2 separate regions of the Homo sapiens genome follow, and region 1 is linked to region 2. Evidence: read pairs that join two places in POLR2A ChIA-PET (ENCODE). Cell type or tissue: A673. All regions are shown on one strand. Links, peaks and the distances in the headings refer to the core of each region. The heading gives the core; the rest is flanking DNA. Region 1 holds the start of DES (desmin). Region 2 overlaps OBSL1 (obscurin like cytoskeletal adaptor 1).

Region 1 (4,377 bases), core at 148-4,147, 140 kb after region 2:
CCCTCTGGCTACACTGCCCTCTGGGCCTCCTGCAGCCCTTCCTCTGCCCATCAACTACCTGACCCCATAAATATCGCCCCAGCATCTTAAAATGCTTTTTAACGGGGCTGTCCACAGGGCACCGGGTCCCCTAAATTCTCCCATATCCACCCCCTGATCTATGTCCCCAAGAAAACTCCTGTGCAAGATGGGATCGCAGGGGGAGAGACCTGGAGGTCACGGCCCCTTGAAACACACAGGTGGAGGACCCTTTCTCCACATGGGGCAGGAGAGGGTCCCGGGCCCCGGGAGAAGGCAGGTGCTGACAGCGGGACCCCAGACCCCAGGCCTAGCCTCCTGTGCCCTGCCCGCAGAAAGAGGAGTCTGGGGTGCCGGGCCCTCACTTGGCCTTGAGCCGCTGCAGGTCGTCGAGCAGGTTGTCGCGCTCGACGTCGACGCGCGCGCGCTGGTTAGTGAGCACCTCCACCTGGCGCCGCAGCTCCCGCAGCTCCTCCTCGTAGAGCTCGGCCACTCGCGTCGGCTCGCGGCCCTTGAGCCGGTTCACTTCGGCGGCGAGCGCCGCGTTCTGCTGCTCCAGGAAGCGCACCTTCTCGATGTAGTTGGCGAAGCGGTCATTGAGCTCCTGCAGCTCCACCTTCTCGTTGGTGCGCGTGGTCAGAAACTCCTGGTTCACCGCGTCGGCCAGTGAGAAGTCCAGCAGCTCGCCTGCGCCGTAGGAGGAGGGCGTGCGGGTGGTCCCCAGCCGGCTGGCCCGCAGCGACCCCAGGCCCCCGGCCCCGCCCGACGTGCGCGACACCTGGTACACGCGGGACGTCACCGAGCTGGAGGAGCCCTTAGAGCCGAAACCCGCCCGCGGGAACACGGGCGAACTCAGCGGGGAGCCGAGTGGGAAGCCCGGGGCCCCGCCGAAGGTGCGGCGGTAGGAGGACACGCGCTGGCTGGACGAGTAGGCCTGGCTCATGGTGACGGCGCGGGCGAGGCTGGCGGGCGCACGGAGGAGGCGGCGGGCAGGCGGCCGGCCGGAGAGTGGATGCGGCGAGGGGAGACAGGGCCCCCAGCCGTCGGCACTATTTGTATCCCTCCTGACATCAGCCCCCGCCTCCCCTCCCCTGACAGCTGCAAGATCCCGCTGTCCTGCCAGGAAAGGGCGGCCCGTGGCCGTGGGGGCGGGGAGGCCAGCTCCCCCGCAAGAGGCCTGCGCCCCTGAGTCAGCCAGCGGGGGTCCTGTGACGGGCAAGCCTGCCAATCCTTCGCCAGGGCAGGCAGCAAGCATGTCTGCAGCCCCCAGGCGGGCCTCTTTCAGCCCTGGTTATCTCCTCGTCCTGGGGTGGGGGGGAGTGGGGTCAGGGGAGACAGCAGAAGAGAGGCTTCCCTTTAGTTTGAGGGTCCCCTTTTTGGTCAAGGAGAGACTTTGGGTCATTTCTTAAAGGGTCAAGGCCTGTTCCCAGGAAAGGCCCTAAACCACCTTGTTCCTAAATATTCTCTTGAAGTCGAAGAGGTTTGGGTCTCAGGCAAAGACCAGCCAGGCTTGAGGGTGGGGGTCTCTAGGCAGGAAGGGAGGGCAGGGAGACGCCTGGCAGGCGGAGGGATCCTGGCCAAAGCCTGCCTGCCATGTATGTCTATGGGCGAGCTAGCCCTGAGCCTCAGTTTCCCTCTGGACTAGTGCAGGCCCTCTTCCTCCCCGGTACTGTCGAGGGTGGGGCCTCAAGTTTATAAACAGTGGGCTGATTTCCAGAAAGGGTCTGATAAGCTTTCAGTTTCCAATTGCTATGTGCGCTCCCACCCCCGCACAGACTTTGTGTGGCTCCTGCCCCCTGGGTCCCCCGCCCCCTCCCTGATTCATCCCCCTACTCACACCACCCACGCCCACACACACCAGGGGTTTGTGTTTTGTCAGGAGCCGCATGTCAACCCAACCATCTCCCTGGCAGCAACAGCTGCCAACCCCAAATACCAGAGCGGGTATTTATAGAGGAGAACGCATGGCTGGGAAACAAGGCACAGGAGAGGAGCTGTGGGGGGCAGGGGGTACCTGAGGAGGCATGGGTGGGCGTCAGATAAGGAAGGCTAGGGTGACAGCCCCAATCACTTCCCACCCCCTATAATGCTCCAGCCCCCACCCCCACAAAAATGGAGCCCCACAGAGGGCCTGCCCAACCTCCAAAGCCCCCTCCTTAGCACACGGCACTTGCTAACCCCTAAGGACATCCACCATTCTCCATGGGTACTGGCCGTGCCTCTACACCTCCACTTGGCACTCCAGGTCCCTCTTGGACCTGACCCTTTTGGAATGCAAACCCTGAAAATAGAGTGCTCGATTAGGAGCCAGTCACTGGTCCTACCCTAGACCTGCCATCACCAGCTGGAGGGGTTACTAGTAGGTGTGTCCTTGTCTGAGCCCCAGCTCAGGCACGTCCTCTCTGAGCCCCAGCTTGTCAGATATAAAGTGAGGATGGTTAGCCTTGCCATGCTACCCTATAAAGGTTTAAAGAGGCCCAGGCCCTACTAATGTATGTAGCAACAATAATACCTTACATGTACTGACCACCTAGTGTGGGCCAAGCTGCTGAGCACTTCACACCCATGACCCCCAATTCTCCAACCCTAGGAGGTAGACACTAGCATCATTCCCATTTTATAGCTCAGGAAGCTGAGACAGTGAGACCTCACAGCCTGTGGCTTTGGCCTCAGGATGGGTGTGAATGTGCCGGGTAAATTGTAAAGGGGGCTTTGTTACTGCACTCTTTTCAAAGCCCTTTCCCATTAAGTGTCTAATTTTCATCCAAGAGACAAGCTTCTGAAATAGATGGGGGAGTTCCAGATATTCTTATCCAGCCCTCGAGTCAGTGCAAGCTGTTGTGTTCTGGTTATTTTTGTGTCTCATCTCCCAGACTAGACTGTATGCTCCTGGAGGATTTTGGAGACCATGTGGATCCTTAACACACTCAGGCAGCACCGTCTTTCTCATTGTCATTCAAAGTAGCCTGCAAGCTTTCTTTTGCAATTTCCTTATTTTGATGACATGCTGTGCCTCCTCCCCATCCCTCCACCCCTAAAGACCCTGATTCCAGCCAGTCTTATTACTGCATCTCCCTGACTTCAGTGACTGGGTCAAGGAATGGGCCTGGGAATGAGCAGGGCCAATCAGAGACCTTCCCTGGAATTTATAGACGGAACTGGGATTCTTCAACTGGAACCTGTGGAAGCCATGTTTCCTGCCCCCTGGGGGAGTAGGAAGAAAGAGAGGTCAATATGTAAGAAGCAGAGGAGGCTGGAGAGGAGGAGCAGGCCAGCCCCTTGGTTCCTGCAGTGCTTCCCTCAACTTTGTGAGTTGAGCTCCCACACTGTCCTTCCTGGCCTTGGGCCAACAAACTTTCCGTTTTTTTTTTTTTTTTTTTTTTTAATTTAAGGCACTTGGTATTGCTTTGATCACTTACAGCCCAAAGAACCAGATTAATCTTCCTGAAGGGGACTCTACACCTATTTCTATGATGCTACTGGGACAACATTTCTGGAGCTCTTCTCTGTGAATGATCTCCAGACCACATAAGGAAATTGGCCTTTGGACCAGCCCAAGTCCTCAGTTCCTTGGTGAAAAGAGGCAGAAGACAAATAAATCATGCCATCTATTCTCTAGTCAAAATCAACAACCACCAGACTTGGCCCCGAACCACTTGGGACTGTTTTCAAAATTCAGTTCCACCCCTGAGGATTTGCTACCATGGAGGGCTGCAAATCAACACCCCGAGGCTTGGAAGGCAGGTGAAAGAGGAGCACTCCAAAACATGCTGTGAGCTGGGCAGCACCGCTGGAGGGAGAGTTCAGCCTCCCGAGAGGACCACTCAGGATGGGACACACTAAAAATACCGACAATTTATTTGGATGGGTAGTGTATATGGTACAAAATTCAAGATGTGCAAAAAGGCATAAAATGAAAAGTAAGTCTCCTTCCCACTTTGACACCCAGCCACCCCAAACACTGCTTCAGAGACAACCAGGTTTTGGTTGTTATCGGTTCCTTTCAGAGATACTTCATGTACACACAACCACATTTTCTTATGTGGAGCCCCCACTTCTGAATCAATCTTTTTTCAATGACATACAGCTTAGAGATGGTTCCATTTTAGTACATTGACAGCTGAGTCACTTTTACATTGTGATAAAATATACATAAAATAAAATTCACCATTTGAGCCATTTTTTAAGTATACAGTTCAGTGGCGTCAAGTACATTCACATTGTTGTACAACTATCCCCACCATCCATCTGCAGAACTTTTTCATTGTCCCAAGCTGAAACTCCATATGTATTAAAAATAACCCTCCACCTTCCCCTCCTCCCAGCCCCTGGTAAACATCATTCTACTTTCCGTTTCTA
Region 2 (4,377 bases), core at 215-4,214:
ATTCCGTGCTCCTTCAAGTGTCACAGCACCCCTCACCCAGACTCCACGACCCCCTAACCACACTTCTCCCCCTTCCTGTGCCCTCATCTCCTAACCCTGATACAGCCCTCCCCCCGCCAAATCTGTCCACCGTGCTCCTTTCTTCCTGCACCCTGGTTCCGAACTTTTTTGGTCAGGACCTTAGGTTGGGTGTTCAGGGGTGTAGGCAGGGCCAAGGGATGAGGATTGACTGCAACCCCTGCCCAGAGCTGGAGGCCTCATCCTCCCTCTCTCCATCTCCCCCGGCCAGCGAGGCAGCTGAGGGTGCTGCGGCCTCTGGAGGACGTGACCATCAGTGAGGGGGGCAGTGCCACCTTCCAGCTGGAGCTGTCCCAGGAAGGTGTGACCGGGGAGTGGGCCCGGGGTGGAGTACAGCTGTATCCAGGACCCAAGTGTCACATCCACTCGGACGGCCACCGTCACCGACTGGTACTCAATGGCCTGGGCCTGGCCGACTCAGGCTGTGTCTCCTTCACAGCGGATTCCCTGCGCTGCGCAGCCAGACTCATTGTGAGAGGTGTGGCCTCCAGGACCACAGCCTGCCTGCTGACCTGTGTGGCCCTACTTACCCCAGGCATGAATACTGACCCCCAACTCGTGTGACCCCCACTGACCATGCCTGTCTCAGTGTGGCCCTCATTGACATCCCTGCCAGAGTGTGATCCCCCTGACTCATAGGCCCTGTGTGGCCCCAGAGTCCTCTGCCTGGGTGTGGCCCCTGACTGCCCAAGGCTCAGCCAACCACTGACTCTGCTACCAAGAGCATGCCTTTGCCATTGTGGTCACTGCTGTCTGCCCGCCTGCACACCACCCCACTGACCACTCTAACTGTGACCCTACTGGCTACACTGTCTGCCGTGGCTCCCTCTGCCCGCCTAAGTGTGGGCCCCGTGACCACTCCAGTCCCTTGAATCCACTGACTGCCTACGGGCGACATCACTAGCAAGTCTGCTTGAGTGTCCCCCATTTTTACTTCCAGTCCCAGGATGTTCCCACTGACCACTCCACTGGCATCTCTGCTTGTTTCCCCATTGCCCTCTGGCCCCCAGCTTCTCCCCCACTGACCACCTTAAAGTGTGACTCCCAGTTGGCCACTCCTAACCCATTGGCCCTGTGGCCCTGCCCACCTACATCCCCCCCACCCCCACCACTGACAGATCCTTCTTGGACCACTTGTCCCAGCTCGAACCCCACTCGCTAGTGTCCTCTACTGCCTGTTGTGCCCAAGTGTATGTCCTCCTTGTCCCTGCAAGATGGGTCCCCATCCTGCTCCCTCTGCACTGTCCTCCCTCTCCCACCCCCAGAGGTCCCAGTGACCATCGTGCGGGGGCCACACGACCTAGAGGTGACCGAGGGCGACACAGCTACGTTCGAGTGCGAGCTTTCCCAAGCTTTGGCTGATGTTACCTGGGAGAAGGTCAGATCCCAGCCCCAGCCAAGCCCACTTCAGTGTAACACCAACGATAATAATGCCCCAGACAGAAACAGCTAATATTCCTTGAGCGGATGTGCCTGGCACTGTGCTAAGATTTGCATTATATTTAATCCCTTACTCCAAGGACAACTCTAGGAGGTAGGTCTTGTCACTGTAATACCTATCAGGAAACTGATGCTCAGTGGGAAAAATTACCTACCCAAGGGCAGACAACAGGTAGAGCCCATATTCGAATCCAGGTTTGCCTAACTCCAGAATCCGTGCCCATGTCCCCTGTGATCGATACCTGGCTCTGGGCTTCCCGAGTGCCTTGGCGGCCCTAAGGTCCCCAAAGGGTGACGCTTTTTCAAAGAGGCTCCTGGCACGACCCCAAAGGCTTGGGGACAGTCCGACCCCAGCCTGGGAACACGAGACACGCATAAACGCGCCTCGAGACCGCTTGGCATCAACAAAGGGTGCGCCGCCTGCCAGGGCCGGGGTCGCCTGTGCCCAGCCGGGCTCGCCCCGACCCTCTGCAACTCCCGCCCCTAGGACGGGAACGCGCTTACGCCTAGCCCGCGGCTCCGGCTCCAGGCCCTCGGCACGCGCCGCCTTCTCCAGCTGCGACGCTGCGGCCCCTCGGACGCCGGGACCTACAGCTGCGCGGTGGGGACGGCCCGCGCCGGACCGGTCCGCCTGACCGTGCGCGGTGGGTACGGGGTGATGTGGAGGCTGGGCACTGCTTTGGGCGCGAGACTTGCGGAGCTGTCTTCCCCGGACCCTGATGACCGCGCGTGCTTCTAGAAAGGGGGCGTGGAGGGGGCGTGACCGGTAACTGCCCTCTGCCCCGCCCCGCTCACGCCCCGGGCTCCGCCCCAGAGCGTACTGTGGCGGTACTCTCCGAGCTGCGGTCGGTGAGCGCCCGCGAAGGCGACGGCGCTACGTTCGAGTGCACCGTGTCGGAGGTCGAGACCACGGGGCGCTGGGAGCTCGGAGGCCGCCCGCTGAGACCCGGAGCCCGCGTCCGCATCCGACAGGAAGGTCTGCCCGCCTGGTTACCCTTTCGGGCCCCTCGCTGCCCCGCCCAGGCTCGAACAGATCCCGCCCCACCGGGACAAGCCCCGCCCCTGGCTCCGACGGGCCCCGCCCCACGGCCCTGTGAGCCTCGTCCCTGTTCTTTCCCCCGCCCCCAGCCCCTAGTCCCGGACCTCTAGGCTTCCCGCTCCGCATCCCTGTTCCGCCCACCCTAGCATACACTAACGGCGTCCGAACCGACCCAGGGGCCTGCTGGGCCCCCACCTTCGTCCCCAACGCTCCTCAGAGGTGGCTCCGGCCTCGCTAGCGACCCCCTCACCCCCAGGGAAGAAACACATTCTGGTGCTTAGCGAGCTGCGCGCCGAGGACGCCGGTGAAGTCCGCTTCCAGGCGGGGCCCGCCCAGTCCCTGGCTCTACTGGAAGTGGAGGGTAAGCACCTGGGGTGGGAGCGACAGAGAGTGTACATCCTGTCTCTCCTGCCATGGGACTGACGGACTTGGGGCTGGCCCCAAGAACGCTGCCTCTCTCTTCCCTTCCCCCCGAGGGGCTCTCCTGGGCCGGGTCACAGAGGGCAGCGCGTTTCCCCGGCAAGAGGAGACTTTGGGTCTGAGGTGCAAGGGAACGGACTGGTGGCATAGAGGGCTAAGGCCAGGAGTGGAGACTTCAGGGAGGGAAGATGCATCTCTCCTCCTGGGGGCCATGCGTGTCCCTATTAACTTAAGCCCCCGCCCCCTACCCCCAGCATTGCCTCTCCAGATGTGCCGCCACCCCCCTCGCGAGAAGACCGTTCTGGTGGGCCGCCGGGCGGTGCTGGAGGTGACTGTGTCCCGCTCGGGGGGCCACGTGTGCTGGCTGCGGGAGGGGGCCGAGCTGTGCCCGGGAGATAAGTATGAGATGCGCAGCCACGGCCCCACCCACAGCCTGGTCATCCATGACGTTCGACCTGAGGACCAAGGCACTTACTGCTGCCAGGCCGGCCAGGACAGCACCCACACACGGCTGCTGGTAGAGGGTGAGTAAAGCCAACTGGGCAGCGGCAGGAGGGTGAGGGCGCCTGGGAGCTGATGGGTTAAGCCACACCTATGGGAGGCTTTCCAGAACTTGGGGTGGCAACGGGTCCTGGGATACGTAGGAGGTGGGGATGGGGGAGGGGAGGGGTAGAGCACACCCAGGGCTGGAAAGCCCTGGAACTGCTTGGCTCAGATCAGCTGCTCCTGGTCAGCTGTTCCCACCTTTCTACGCCCCTTCTTGCCAGGCTTCTCCTCTCTCCTGCCACTGGACCATGTTTGTCTCTCTTGAACAGCCCTGTTTCTACCAGTTCCTTTCCTCCCCACTTCACCAACACTGCCTTCCTCCAGCCTGTCCCTCCTCCTTCCTGCCCTCTGCCCAGCTTGCCTCTGCCCATCTCAGCAAGTTCCATGTCAGCCTTGGCAGAAGCCTCTTTCTTTCCTCTTCCCCATAAGAGACATCCCACCTTCTATCCCAAATCCCAGCATTCCCTTCAGGTGCCGCGCTGTGCCCCACCCCTAGCTGACCCCCACCTTCCTGCCGCCAAGACAGCCCTAACCAAGGCCCAGAAAGGGTAGGGCAGAACCTGGGGGCCCAGCTCTTTGTGTACTGGTGTCCAGGCTCTGCCAGGGGAGAGGAAGGTGGTACCCCCTTCTCTCCCCAGCCCCATGTGGAGTCATTCCTCTGCAGGCAACTAGGAGAACCTAACCAGGCCAGGCGGGTGCCCTTGGACAGCTTGGAAGGCGTTTGCCCTTACCCTGGGCAGGGGTAGAGAGACAAGGAACAATAAAAGTGCTACAGCTCATTTCCTTGCCTCTCTGAGTGATGTGGGGGGGCAGACCTTGCCTGGAGCCCCTGTGCAGTGAGCGACACTGGGGAC

Evidence for each region. ChIA-PET counts read pairs that join two places held together with the same protein. Peaks named below come from ENCODE experiments on the same cell type or tissue, not always from the same donor. Only the 100,000 strongest peaks of a DNase experiment are listed, where the experiment ranks them.
Region 1: POLR2A ChIA-PET joins it to region 2 with 5 read pairs; 3 of 35 experiments call an interaction of 5 or more read pairs at or near these places.

The regions. Positions count from the first base shown.
Region 1 is chr2:219,415,047-219,419,423 of GRCh38, reverse strand. DES (desmin) reads right to left here and starts at 1,047. Exons shown (of 9, transcript NM_001927.4): 1 at 384-1,047. The coding sequence starts at 961. RefSeq lists a promoter at 972-1,276, a silencer at 1,277-1,752, enhancers at 1,753-1,909, 1,910-2,028, 1,753-2,028 and cis regulatory regions at 1,949-1,955, 972-2,028. In A673, for the core only: no CTCF peak of the experiment used is centred there; no DNase peak of the experiment used is centred there.
Region 2 is chr2:219,550,653-219,555,029 of GRCh38, reverse strand. OBSL1 (obscurin like cytoskeletal adaptor 1) reads left to right here. Exons shown (of 21, transcript NM_015311.3): 15 at 290-556; 16 at 1,344-1,456; 17 at 2,006-2,162; 18 at 2,333-2,494; 19 at 2,814-2,918; 20 at 3,232-3,501; 21 at 4,188-4,302. The coding sequence ends at 4,195. Among named protein-coding and RNA genes, the nearest start is that of MIR3132, 3.7 kb to the right of the region's middle. RefSeq lists enhancers at 1,395-1,895, 1,896-2,396 and silencers at 2,185-2,274, 2,495-2,654. In A673, for the core only: no CTCF peak of the experiment used is centred there; DNase peaks (open chromatin) are centred at 2,309 and 2,589; H3K4me3 peaks cover 1,465 bases; H3K27ac peaks cover 318 bases.